Regions from separate parts of the Homo sapiens genome. Here region 1 is linked to region 2. Evidence: read pairs that join two places in POLR2A ChIA-PET (ENCODE). Cell type or tissue: GM12878. All regions are shown on one strand. Each heading gives the region's core, and the rest is flanking DNA. Links, peaks and the distances in the headings are about the cores only.

Evidence for each region. Peaks named below come from ENCODE experiments on the same cell type or tissue, not always from the same donor. Only the 100,000 strongest peaks of a DNase experiment are listed, where the experiment ranks them.
Region 1: POLR2A ChIA-PET joins it to region 2 with 5 read pairs; 3 of 35 experiments call an interaction of 5 or more read pairs at or near these places.

The regions. Positions count from the first base shown.
Region 1 is chr2:230,399,995-230,404,994 of GRCh38, reverse strand. It overlaps SP140L (SP140 nuclear body protein like), which reads right to left. Exons shown (of 19, transcript NM_138402.6): 15 at 4,753-4,868; 16 at 3,932-4,040; 17 at 3,552-3,629; 18 at 3,188-3,331; 19 at 1,263-2,197. The coding sequence ends at 2,099. LOC105373925 (a long non-coding RNA gene) reads left to right here and starts at 3,972. Exons shown (of 4, transcript XR_001739922.2): 1 at 3,972-4,058; 2 at 4,769-4,875. In GM12878, for the core only: no CTCF peak of the experiment used is centred there; no DNase peak of the experiment used is centred there.
Region 2 is chr2:230,578,950-230,587,047 of GRCh38, reverse strand. LOC112268431 (a long non-coding RNA gene) reads left to right here. Exons shown (of 5, transcript XR_002959453.2): 2 at 7,007-7,147; 3 at 7,811-7,894. Among named protein-coding and RNA genes, the nearest start is that of LINC01907, 120 kb to the left of the region's middle. RefSeq lists enhancers at 2,695-2,834, 3,955-4,174. In GM12878, for the core only: no CTCF peak of the experiment used is centred there; DNase peaks (open chromatin) are centred at 3,217 and 3,887; H3K4me3 peaks cover 1,937 bases; H3K27ac peaks cover 3,423 bases.

The DNA.
Region 1 (5,000 bases), core at 1-5,000, 180 kb after region 2:
CACTTATCTGGTTTCACATTTCACCCTTCCTGGACCAGGATCCACTCCCAGACACAATCTCCTTGCTCCTGCTGATGCACGCTGGCCAGTCCTACAGCTCCTTCGGAGGATAAATGCTCTCTTCATTTGCTGCCCTCCCCATGATTGTTCACTTTCATTGTCCTGAGCGGTCTCTATACAGTCTTCATTCTAGAAAAATCGGGAGTTGGGTGGGGGTGGTAGCTCTCTCTTCCAACAAGGGGCAGAAAGACTTTTCTGCAAACCCAGTAGGTTCAGGGGGCATCTGGAGTTCAAAGTTCTCATGTACATCTACCTAGATAGCCCCATGCTGAGTTTGAAGGCCTTGACTTTGGCATAAGAGACCATCCTGAGCTTAGAATTCAGTGTTCTCTGAAGTTCTGCGATTCATAAAATCAGGTCTGTACCAGACCTTCCTTGCTGTCTGCCTTCCAGCTCCAGGTATGAGGGTCTCTTCTCTTTAGGTTGGTAATGAATAGATCTAAGCCTGTCATTTACTCTTTTCAAGACATTAATGGCACTTAGTAATACCCACCAAAACCCATATTTCTTATAGTTACTTTTCCTCACTTCTTAAATGCCAGACAATTGTACCAGCTATTTTAGTACATAGCTGTACTAAAATAGCTTGACCTGCAGCTCATCCAATTTACTACAGGTGAAAATTTGGGCAACTGCTCAGTGATAGCACTTCTGGGACTATCCATATTCCACCCAGCATCACTGGGCTAGACAGTGATCCAACTCCAGAATCCTGTCCTCAGAGCTCGCTTCCTGGGGCCATTACTTTAGGTTGCATTCCCCAGAAGCACATTCTGGGATGAAGTCCATTAAGCAAGAGATTGATGGTGAGGGTTTGCTCAGAAGGGAGTGGGGGAAGCTCATCATGTGGGCAAAAGCTAAGCCACGATGTGGCCACAGCTGGAGACTAGCTCCAGCCTGATACCTGGGAGCACAGAGTAGCCACACACCACACCCTTGGTCCTGCTTTGAGGCAAAGGGGCCGGCCTCAGGCCACGGGGCGTCACTTCCAGGTGAAGCTGATTCCATTTAACGAAGGGTAATACTCTGGGGACTGCTGGCATCAGCAGCCACCACTCAGCAGCTGGGGATGAAAAGACCTGGTCAGAAGAGGAGATGGTGCCAGGATGCCAACCGCTTTGCAGGGGAGGGAAAAATGGCTTCCCTCTACCCTGCTAGGTTCTTTGGCTGAGCTACGAATGAATTAAATTGACATAAGTAGATTGACAGGAGGAAAAAAAATTTAATAATATATGTTTGCACAGGAGTTCCACGAAATATGAGACTCCAAGAAGGGTCAGATGATTGACACTCATACACCATCGTGAGCTATCGAAAAGAACGGCAGTTTGGGAGTTCTGCAGGGAGTTGACCACAGAAGTGGGAGAGTGAAGGGAAGAAGTGTGTCGTGAATAAAGCTTGGCTGGTTTTCAGATAAAAGGTCTTGCGAGTGGCCAGGTGTGGTGGCTCACTCCTGTCACGTCCCAGCACTTTGGGAGGCCAAGGCGGGCGGCTCATGAGGTCAGGAGTTCGAGACCAGCCTGGCCAACATAGTGAAACCCCGTCTCTACTAAAAATGCAAAAAATTAGCTGGGCATGGTGGCAGGCACTGTAATCCCAGCTACTTGGGAGGCTGAGACAGGAGAATCACTTGAATCCGGGAGGCAGAGGTTGCAGTGAGCTGAGATCGCGCCATTGCATTCCAATCCCGGGTGACTGTGTGAGACTCCATCTCAAAAAAAAAACGGAGGAAAAAGGTCTTGTGAGTAATAAATGTTGTCTGGAGCAGACCTCAGGAGAAGAGGTGAGAGTCTGTCTGTGCTGGTATCACCTCCAATCTCCTTCCCTGTGATCTCAGTTCCTCTTCCCTGGTTGATGAGATTCTTGGGGATGGGATTCATGATGATCAAATTTCTTTTGAGGATTTGTTTTTGGGCAGATGAGGGAGGCTCAGAGAAAAGCCTCTCCCTGCATGTGCTATTTCCCAAGTGCTCTCAGTTTGAAGTCAGTGGCAACCAGTAGCATATTTCCTGAAGGCCTTCAGCATCCACTAAACCAGTCAACTGTTCCCATTTGTTTCCTGAATAGCAAACACTTCCTTGAAATCCTTCTCAAATTCAGCCTCCAGTCTAAGTCCCATTTGGCCAAAATCCTTATACTGGAAAAAAGTAATAAAGACAAAAACGATGTTCCTTATCATTAGTGTCATTAGATACCTTTCAACTGAGAATGATCAGGACTCTTGTCTTTAAAAAATAAAAACTGTAAGTTGACAATTTATAATGGTATGTATTTTGGAGTACAAAGCAGTGTTGTGATTTATGACTGCTATGTGGAATAATTAAATCAAACTAATTAACATATTCATCATCTCAAAGAGCCATCATTTTTTGTGGTGAGAACATTTGATATTTACTCTCTTAACAATGTTGAAGTGTGAAATACACTATTATTAAGTAGGACTCTTATCTTAAACACCCTAAGTAACATTAACCAGATTAAACTTGAAAACTCATGCAGCTAAGAGTAACTTCCGTTTCTCACCAGCATGATCCTTTCTTATTAACAGGGCAGAAAAGTGAAATCATTTCCACAGTTGGGATTATTACTTTTTTGCCTTTGGTTGCTTATTTCAGTGGGTTAGAAAAGCAATCTAGGTTCTTTCAACAATTCAGATAGTGGAAGGGTATAAGGTAAGATCACTGATCTGTTCCTTTCTCTGTCACTTCTACTCCTTGCTGGCAATCCTTGTTGGGATATGGTCTATTCACATGCAAAGAATCTGGAGTTTGGGATTTCTGGGATTGGGAGCAGATAAGAAGCACAATACCACTTTAAGATGAAATTCTCTTCTCTTTATATGCTGCAGCAGGCAGGACTCAATTGCTCTCTCTGAGCTCCTGTCTCCTCTGGGGCAGGTGGGGGAGGAGCTCTCAGAGACCTGGGGTTCTGGTTGCAGGGACACCTTTTGATTCAATGTTTCTTTGCTAAGAAGAGCTTAAGTTCTGAACTGAAACCAATCAATCACTTCCAGAACCCTTGCTCGTGCAAGCTTATTACAGGATGAGGGAAACTAAATTTTTCTAGGCACCAGAAAATGAGGGGAAGGATGGAAAGAAATGAAATGGAAGCAGGAAGAGCCACCTACCTTGTAAGAGGCCCTGTGGTTCTGGAAGATGAGGCGCATGTCTTGTACAAACCCCTCCACTTGGGGGTAACCGTGCTCATTCAGCCTTTTCTTGATTTTATCCAACCACATGGGCTCCTTCAGGCCTTGACACGCCTCTCTAATCTGGTGACAAATATACCAATGGAAAAGCTACCAGCATAGTTCAGTGTCTACCTTCTGTGGATTCCCATAAAATCCAGCAGAAATACAACAAGGTGAAGGCAACTAATGACAGCGTGTGCTCTTGCCCCGTGGGATTAAGATCACAAATCTCACGAGGGCCCATTTCAGGGTCAGGTAATGTCATGGCAGCCTGTAATCATGGGTTGCTGTTGTTACTTACATAATAATAGTATGGAATCTTGGCAAAAAAGGAGCTCTCAGAACAGCAATAGACTTTCAAGAGGAGGAACTCACATTTCTGCAAAAGAAAGAGGCCGTAAATGAAAAGCAGCTTGGAGAGAATGAGCCCACATGCATGAGACACAGCACACGACTCACACCCTTCTTCCTCAAGTTTCTCTAACATGTGTGGCTCTTGGAAACAGACATGTCATGGCTGAGTTATTTTTTGTGCAAACAAGGTGTGGTGTTCTATCAGTGCCATTGAAGTGTGGCGCGGAAGAGCAGGCTCCTTTCAGTACATTCCCCTGCCCTTGCGCTTGTTCATGGTTCTCACGTGTGAGGGGAAAGGAGAAGGCTTGGGGTTTGCATCTGATTTACCAACTGTTCCTCAGGACACATCTGCCTCTCCAGGACCTCAGATTCCTGACAACACTGTTGGCTTCCCGGAGACTCCTTCATCCTGCAGAAGATGCAATTCCACGGGGTCCTGAGAGATTGGACATGGGTGAGCAGAGGGCAGGGAGCTTGGAAATGGCCACCGTTCCTGTGGCTACCACTGTCTTCCTTCAGGAATGGCTGATGGGCTCAGTCATGGGAGGGAGGGGAACACCTCCCAGAGTATCCAAGAACTGCACATGGGGTCTCCAGCCACTGGCCTTTCCCTCGCATCAGTGGTAGCAGCAGGAGGGAAGCCTCAGGAAGGTGGTGTCACCGTGAGTGGGGACTATCCTTTCCCTGTCTGAGCTGCTGGGAGCACAAGGAGTCCTGCCTGCCAGGCCTGTGTGTCAGAAACTGGGCTTTCAACTCCAGGGACGTCAGGCCTCCATCCGCCTAAGACCGTGCTTCCTGTCTTGTATGAATAAGCACAAAATATAAACAACTGGTGTTTTTTTTCCTCAACCCCCTGGGACAGGAGACCCTACTGCAAAACTTCAAGGAAAGGACAATACCAGTATGTAGGCAAAGGTCCCCAACACTGGCCTCAGCATATCAGAGGAGGTGTCCCTGAGAGCACAGAGAGCATTTACCTCCTGCTGCCAGCGTCTCCCACTGCTCTCTGGATCACACTGCTGGGTCCCAGTACCCGATGAACCTGCTCCTTCCCCATCTAGACACAAGCAGACATTCTGCTGGAGAGTGCGCATGGCAGGTGGAAGGTCCCTTAAAGGATGAAAGAGAGGTGCCTGCATGTCACTTACTTCTCACTTTCCACAGGTGGGATGTGGCAGTCCTCATGGAAGACTCTTGAACAAGTGTCGCAACAGAACAGCTCCCCTCCGTCCCGGCACACCTCACACTCATCCAAGTTTCTCATCTAGAAGGTAAAACAGTGTCCACGTCACTGGGAATCACAAGATTCAGGAAGGCCACCCCTCTGGGCATCTAGAACACACTGCTTATGTGTGAGCCTGTATAGACAGGCATATGCTTCTCCCTGGGATATGAA
Region 2 (8,098 bases), core at 1,208-6,207:
TCTTTTTACCTATTGCTGGATTTGACTTGCTAATGTTTTGTTGCAGTTTTCCCATCTCTGTCCACGAGAGATAGTAACCTCTACTTTTCATTTTTGTAATGCTTTTGTCAGGTTGTATATCAGAATTATGCTATCCTTCTCTAGTGAGTTAGAGTGTGTTCCTTTTTTCTTTCTTCACTGGAAGAGTTTGTGTAAGATTGGTTATTTTCTTTCTTAAATGTATGTTTTGAAGAACTTGCAAGTGAAGTCATCTGGGCCTGGAATGTTTTGGCTAGGAAAGGCATCTGGGAATCTTGATGTTTACTTTCTCTTTGTATTTTTTTTTCCTTAAGATGTTTGCAGTGGTCCAGAAGAAGGAGATTTCCTGTGAGATCTTTTCCAATCACTTCAAGGAGAATAAGGTGGAGATAGCAAATGCAATAACAAAGCCATTTCCTTTTCTTGAAAGCCTCAGAGACAATTCCTTTATCACTGAAAAAATGTATACTATAAGTGAAGTTTATTACGTCACCCACTGTAGTCCGGCCCCCACATTAATTTATATTTGGCATCCTGGATTCAAAGTTTAGTATATTGCTAACTGCCTGATAGGCCTTTTATGCCTTTTGTGGGAAGACCCTTTTCTGTTGGTTAATTATTGTATAAGGTAGAAGGTAATGGGGTAAACAGATGTCATTAAAGATGACACTTCTATTTCTTTTTCTTTTTTTTTTAGAGACAGCATCTCACTCGGTGGCCCAGGATGGAGTAAATTGGCACAATTATGGCTCACTGCAGCCTAGGTCTCCTGGGTACAAGCAAACCTCTCACCTCAGCCTCCCGGGTAGCTGGGAGATTACAGGTGCATGCCACCACATCTTTCTAATTTTTTTTTTTTTTTTGGTAGAGATGGGGTCTTGCTATGTTACTCAGGCTGGTCTCAAACTCCTAGCCTCAAGTGAACCTCCTACTTCAGCCTCCCAAAGTGTTGAGATTACAGGCGTGAGCCACCTTGCCTGGACAAGACACTCTATTTCTAACTGAAGCCCTGTTCTTTTTTTTTTTTTTTTTTTTTTTTTGAGACAGAGTCTTGCTCTGTCACCCAGGCTGGAGTGCAGTGGCACAATCTCAGCTCACTGCAATCTCTGCCTCCAGGGTTCAAGCAATTCTCCTGTCTCAGTCTCCCGAGTAGCTGGGACTACAGGCGCCCACCACCACGCCTGGCTAATTTTTGTATTTTTAGTAGTGACAGGGTTTCACCATATTGGTCAGGCCAGTGTTGAACTCCTGACCTCAGGTGATCCACCCGCCTTGGCCTCCCAAAGTGCTGGGATTACAGGCGTAAGCCACTGTGCCTGGCCACTCTGTTCTTTTGTAGCAAGTATTGGGGTGGGAGTGGATGGTAATGGTGACATGTCTGGAGTGAAATTGAAACGGATGTGCTCTACAAATATGTAGTGATTTATACAATATACAAGAATAAAACAAAATTAAGATAGCTAAGATGATGGAAGCAGTATTTCTTTGTAATGTCTATTTATGTCAGATGAAACCTCCAGAGAATTGTGCCATTATAATTGTTATCAAACAAATTTCTGCCTTGCTATTGTCTTGTCTAAAGTGTTTAAATTTTCTTGGGTAGTTCTGGAGCCTTGGAATTCAGGTGTTTTGAACAGTGCCCTGAGGTACAGAGAAGGAAGCCATGTCTTCAGTGTGTGATTGTACTCTTCCTGTTGTGTTCTTTATGGCAAGGGAAGAACCATCTCCCTATCTCTGGGAGCCTGTTCAGGACTTCTCATACCACAGGGGGAAGGTGGGGAGTGTGGGGGCAGTGACTGCTGCGCAGACAACAAAATCACCATAAGATTTATTCCCACGGCATCCTGGGCAGGATGAGAGCTCAAAAGACAAGAGGAAGGGTTGACTTGTTTTTCTAACGCAGTGGATCAAATATTTAAGGAGTTCTAGAATATTACATGAAAAATAGTAGCCTACACTGAGAACAATGGAAGTATTCTATGCAATTACATTGTCAATCTTTTTTTAACTTTAAAGCTATTATTTTGTATACTTTTACCATTGAATTTTTTAACAGTATTCTCAAGAAGCCCGTATAAACTCGATTCCTATACAGAGAGTTGTGTATCAGGTTCTCTGCCACCTGGAGAAGGTGTTTGATTGTTCAGTTCTGTCAGTCCTGTTCAGCAGGATTAACCTGAAGGAGTATCCCGATTTAATTGAGATTCATAAAAGCTTCAAAAAGGGTAATCAATTCTCTCCCCTGTCTTTTGGGGTCTAGGTCTGGTTTTCATTCTTTCACTTGGTCAGTCGCTCATTTAGCAAGTATTCATGAAATGCTCACATGCGGCCGGGCGCGGTGGCTCACACCTGTAATCCCAGCACTTTGGGAGGCCGAGGCGGGCGGATCACTTGAGGTCGGGAGCCTGACCAACATGGAGAAACTCCATCTCTACTAAAAATACAAAATTAGCCGGGCACGGTGGCACATGCCTGTAATCCCAGCTACTCGGGAGGCTGAGGCAGGAGAATCGCTTGAACCTGGGAGGCGGAGTTTGCAGTGAGCTGAGATCGCACCATTGCACTCCAGCCTGGGCAACAAAGAGTGAGACTCCTTTAAAAAAAAATAATAAAGAAATGCTTACATGTCCCAGGCCCTGTGCTAGGCGGTGTGAATATAACTAACCTGCGCCCTGGCCTCCTTTCGTTGGCAGTCTCTGAGGACCTTGGTCCAGGTGTCTCAGGACATTTCCCAGTGCTGCAATATTTGCTCCCTGATTGTAGACTTCAGAGAGTCCTCCCTTTGTTCCTTGGGTCTGGGCCACCCCTGGGGAAGTCTGTCTAGTTCCTCCACCATGTCCTCTCTCTTTGGGAGCCTCTCATCTTTCCAGACCCAATTTAGCCAAAACTCTGCTGTTTTCTAGCCCCACCTTTAAGGCTGTTGGGTTTCTCTTACCTAGAGGCATCTCTCTAGGATCTTAGCTCTTCTCCTCGGGAAATCCCTTTGTTTCTTCTGTAAGATTTGCACAGTTCACAGAGACATTCCACTTACAGAATTTGTATGGAGATAAGCTTTCACGCCTCTCTGATCATCTTGTTGGATGATTAATTATGGTTTACAATTTTTCTACTGCTCCATCATCCTTAAAACCTGAGAGGCTCATCATCTATAGGACTTCAGTGGTTTTGTGCTGTTATTTTCTTTCTTGGCTGCCTCAGAGGAAGAAACAAGCAACACCAAGTCACAAGCCACTGAGATTCAGAGTGACTGAAGGGCTAGGAGTTTCCCACTGAATTGTAAGAACACATGGTGCTTCGTTCATGTGGTCATGAGATGGAGTTCCTGGTCACTTGCTTGCAGGCCCTAATTAATTCTTTTCTTTGTTCAGTGCTCCCCTTTTCCCAGAAAAGGGATGGAAAAGAGACAACAAAAATGCCCAGCTTTCAACCAACCTGTAAACAAGGTAATAATGTCTGGACAAAAACTTTGTTTTCTGGTCTACTAAGAAGAAAAGGAGACAGGGAACCGAGGTCTGAGGGAAGACTGCACTGCTGGGGATGGTGGCAGAGCTGGTTGAGGGTCACTTTGTGTTGATTCCAAAGTGACCTGACTCCAGCTGGAATCCAAGAGCACTCTCAAGAGGTGGCAAAAACAGACTTTCCCCCCAGTAACCCGGAGGGTAGAATGAGGATCTGAGTGTGAATTACTAGTTTATAGGAGACCTTCAGTGAGAAGCGGTGAAGGGCTAAGAAGGATGTGCCTATGGCCAACAATGTCAAAGAAGATACTCTTGGTGATGCCAGAAGAAGGGGCCAATTTAAACGTGGACATGTTGTTCAGCAGCAGGAATATTCAAAGAGAAACTTAGTCATACAGAAAGACACAAAGAGGGAGTGACGCATATGCTGAGAAGAGGATGAGGGTATTTTGAGAGAGGGAGGAAGAAGGAGGGGAAATGAAAGACAGTCAAGGACAACAATAAAAATAACCGTATTATGAACAGCTCACTGTGATGGAATGCCTGCTCCGTGGCAGCTGTGGGTTTATTGCTCATGGCTGCCTTTGGAGATTAGTATTATTTATGTGCCCATTTTGCAGATTAGGAAACTGAAACCCAGAGGGACAATGTATGGGGTTGCGTAGGTCAGATGAGAAAAGATAAACCCAGAGCCTTTGTTGTTGTGTTTTTTGGGAGGGAAGGAGGTAAAATTCAGATGTTAACCATTTTAAAGTGTGGAATTCAGTGACACTTAGTATATTCACAATGTTGTACGACCTCCTGTCTCTAGTTTCAAAACGGGTTAATCATCCCAAATGGAAACCCTATGCCCATTAACCAATTATCTAATTTCCCTCTGCCCCTAATCCCTGGCAATCAGTAATCTACTTTCCGCCTCTACAAATTTGCCTACTCTGGACAGTTCATGAAAATGGAATCACACAATATGTGGCCTTCTGTGTCTGGGCTTCCTTCACTTAATAAGATGTTTCCAGGTTTTTGCCACGTGGTAACATGAATTAGTATCTCAAGTCCTTTTGATGGCTGAATAATATTCCATCATACATCTCTACCACATTTCGTTTATTCATTCATCAGTTAATGATGGGTTGTTTCTATCTTTCCGCTATTGTGACAGAAGTTACATTCTTCCTGTTACCCAGGGAATCTAATGGAAAAGATAGAAACAGAAACATGAAACAAAAATGGGGAAATACATGCAGAAAAAAAGATCCAGGGAAAAAAGAATACAAAGAGCTGGAAGAAGTGGAGGTGACCCAAACTCTGAGTCCTCATGGAAAGGCCAATGAGAAAGCATGAACAGATGTGGAGAGGGAGGGTGTTGTGTGAAAGGGGGTGGGCATGAGGCAACCAGGACTTCACAGGAACTGAGCTAAGGGCCCTGGGCAGGGTAGCTCTGGGAACAAAGGCAGTTCACTCTGCCATTGCCAGTTACCAGAATGTCTCATGGAGGACACTCAGCAGGGTTGTCTGGCCTAGGCCCTCTCAGCCAAGGGTGCAGTGACCCAGTCCCCCACTCTCAGGGCTGGAGTCTGACTTCAAGAATCAGGCGGGGCTGGGCGCGGTGGCTCACGTCTGTAATCCCAGCACTCTGGGAGGCTGAGGTGGGCAGATCGCTTGAGGCCAGGAGTTCAAGACCAGCCTGGCCGACATGGCGAAAACCCATCTCTACAAAAAAAAAAAATATAAAAATTATCCATGCTTGATGGCACGTGCCTGAAGTCCCAGCTACTTGGGAGGCTGAGGCATGAGAATCGCTTGAACCCAGGAGGTGGATGTTGCAGTGAGCTGAGATTGCGCCACTTCACCCCACCCTGGGTGACAGAGTGAGATTCTGTCTCAAAAAAAAAAAAAAAAAAAAAAAAGATCAGGCAGCATCTGCCAGCTCCAGATGGTGAAAACTCTCTCTCTCTCTCTCTCTCTATGTATGTATGTATGTATGTGTGTGTGTATATATATATATTTATTTATTTATTTATTTTTTTGAGACGGAGTCCCGCTGTCGCCCAGGCTGGAGTGCAGTGGCGCAATCTCGGCTCACTGCAGGCTCCGCCCCCCGGGGTTCACGCCATTCTCCTGCCTCAGCCTCCCGAGTAGCTGGGACTACTGGCGCCCGCCACCTTGCCTGGCTAATTTTTTGTATTTTTAGTAGAGACGGGGTTTCACCATGTTAGCCAGGATGGTCTTGATCTCCTGACCTCGTGATCCGCCCACCTCGGCCTCCCAAAGTGCTGGGATTACAGGTGTGAGCCACTGCGCCCGGCCTCTATATGTATTTTTTAAAGACAGAGCCTCCCTCTGTTGCCCAGGCTGGAGTGCAGTAGCACAGTCATAACTCACTGCAGCGGTGAACTCCTGGCCTGAAGCGATCCTCTCATCTCAGCCCCCCAGTAGCTGAGACCATAGGCATGTACCACCACGCCCAGCTAATTTTTAATTTTTTTGTAGAGATAGGGTCTCACTATATTGCCCAGGCTGGTCTTGAACTCCTGGGCTCAAACGATCCTCCTGCCTCAGCCTCCCAAAGTGCTGGGATTACAGGCTTGAGCCACTGCACCTGGCTGTGAAGACCCTTTTCAAAGCTTGACCTGGACATGCTCAGATTCCTCATCTTTTGTTGGTGTGTTCCTCTTGATTGTGCTGTGATCCTCTGCTGTTCTTGCGCCATTCTGGAACATGCTGGGGGTAAGGGAAGAGAGGGTTGCCTCTGTGTTTATGATTGCCCTGAATTTTTAGTGTTTGCATTTGCAGTGTCTCCAAGTTCAGGATTTAAATAATAAGTCCTTATCCTCCAGGTTGCCTGGGAGGACTTCTTCCTCTTACAACCCTTAAGCACGCTTGCTACTGGTTCCTGCTGGTGCTGAGCCTGCTCGTTTTACCCATGTGTCTGCTTCACAGTTTTTCTGCCTGCATCTACTTGAATCTGGCTGCTGCCTTGGTGCTTTGAGCTTACATCCAGTGATGGCCTGTGCTGTGGTGGCTGGAGGGAAATGATGGGCATGTTCCTTCTGTGGGATAGGCTTTCTTCCCTGTTGGGTCCTTCACATAGGACCATGGCACCACTGTGCCTCCCATACAAACCCTCACCCATCATTCCTGGGGCAGGCAGCTAGGAGCTACCTTTCAGGTGCCAGATGGGCCTCTTCAAAAACCCTTCAGTACTTTTGTGCCATAACTAGCTTCTGTTTCTAGATTCTCAGTCATCTTCTTGTTTCTATTTTTCCTAATGTCCCTCATCCTTAGACCATAATGTCCATAACAAATTTTATTTCTTTGTTCAGTGTTTTATGATCACTTTTTCTGAAATGACATAGAAGAAATATAAGAGAACCCTCAGAGCTGTGGAAGGTCATTCTGATGTCATTGACAATCGGGATACATGATCAAAAAGGATATTTGATTAATTTATTAATGCATTTAAATAAAAACTTTAGGTTTTGATTTATGATGTCACAGTGCCATATTTATGAAATCATAATGTCATCTAGGGGCCATCCATTCTGGAACCAGAACAGAAACCTCTGAGCCTGTCTAGGATGTGAAGTCAACATATATAAAGCCAGAATGTTCTATCCTTGGCCCAGGTGATGCTCTTGGAACACAGCAAGCAAACACATGCACCCAAGTAGGTAAGGCTGATGATGGCCAGGTGTTTGCATGGGTGACTAGTGGTAGGCGTCTGTAGCACACACAGAAGGGGGAAGGCAGTGCTGTGTCACATGCTCAGTATCTAAGGGGAGACCCCAAGGAGTCCTGAATGACAGTAGAAAGATAGACCAATGTCCACTGCAGGCAGACATTGACGTAATGGAAAGGTATGTCTTTTAGTTGCTGTGAGGAAGACAGAAAAAGACACGGAGACACAGAGAGAACAGGACTGGAGCCTGATATGTAGGTTGGAAGAGATGTAGAAGGAGAGAGTTGGGAAGGGAAAATGGAGAATGAGGAATGCATTCTCCTGCAGCATTGCTGGAGAGGAGAGAGACAGATGCACCGGAAGACAAGAGAGAAGCTGGCTAAGTCCATGATGCAGAAATGCCTTCCTAGGGCAGAAGCCTGGGGATTGGATCCTGGTGGAAGGCTGAGCAGGAGAGAGAGAGAGAACCAGGTCTGACAAGATGGGAAGAGGCAGAGCAGGGCTTGGCTGGATCTCAGCAGGGGTCCTCGGAGAGGAGCATCACTTCCCCAGGAGCATTTCACTTCTGCTCCCAACCGCAGCGCTCAGTGTGGTCACATCTCTGTCCTTTTCCCGGCCACTGGATCTGGTGTCTCATTTTATGTTCCCTCTTCAGTGCCTAGGGAACTCGAGGCTCTCCAAGTAAAAAAGGAGAGAGGGTCAGAAGAGATGCCCAGCAGACTGCCACATGGTAGACAAGGTACTGCAATTGAATCCTGCCCTTTAAGTGACCGATTACCTGATTATCTCATGGTGTGGAGGGAGGAAGGGCTTCTCTTCCTCCCCTCCCTCCCCGACAGGAGCCCAGCCTCTGGTTGCTTTCAAATTTGTGAAGGAAACAAGCAGGATGAGGCATGTGATGTGCGCGGGCTGCAACACTGTGAGAGGCACTCACTGGCAGGAC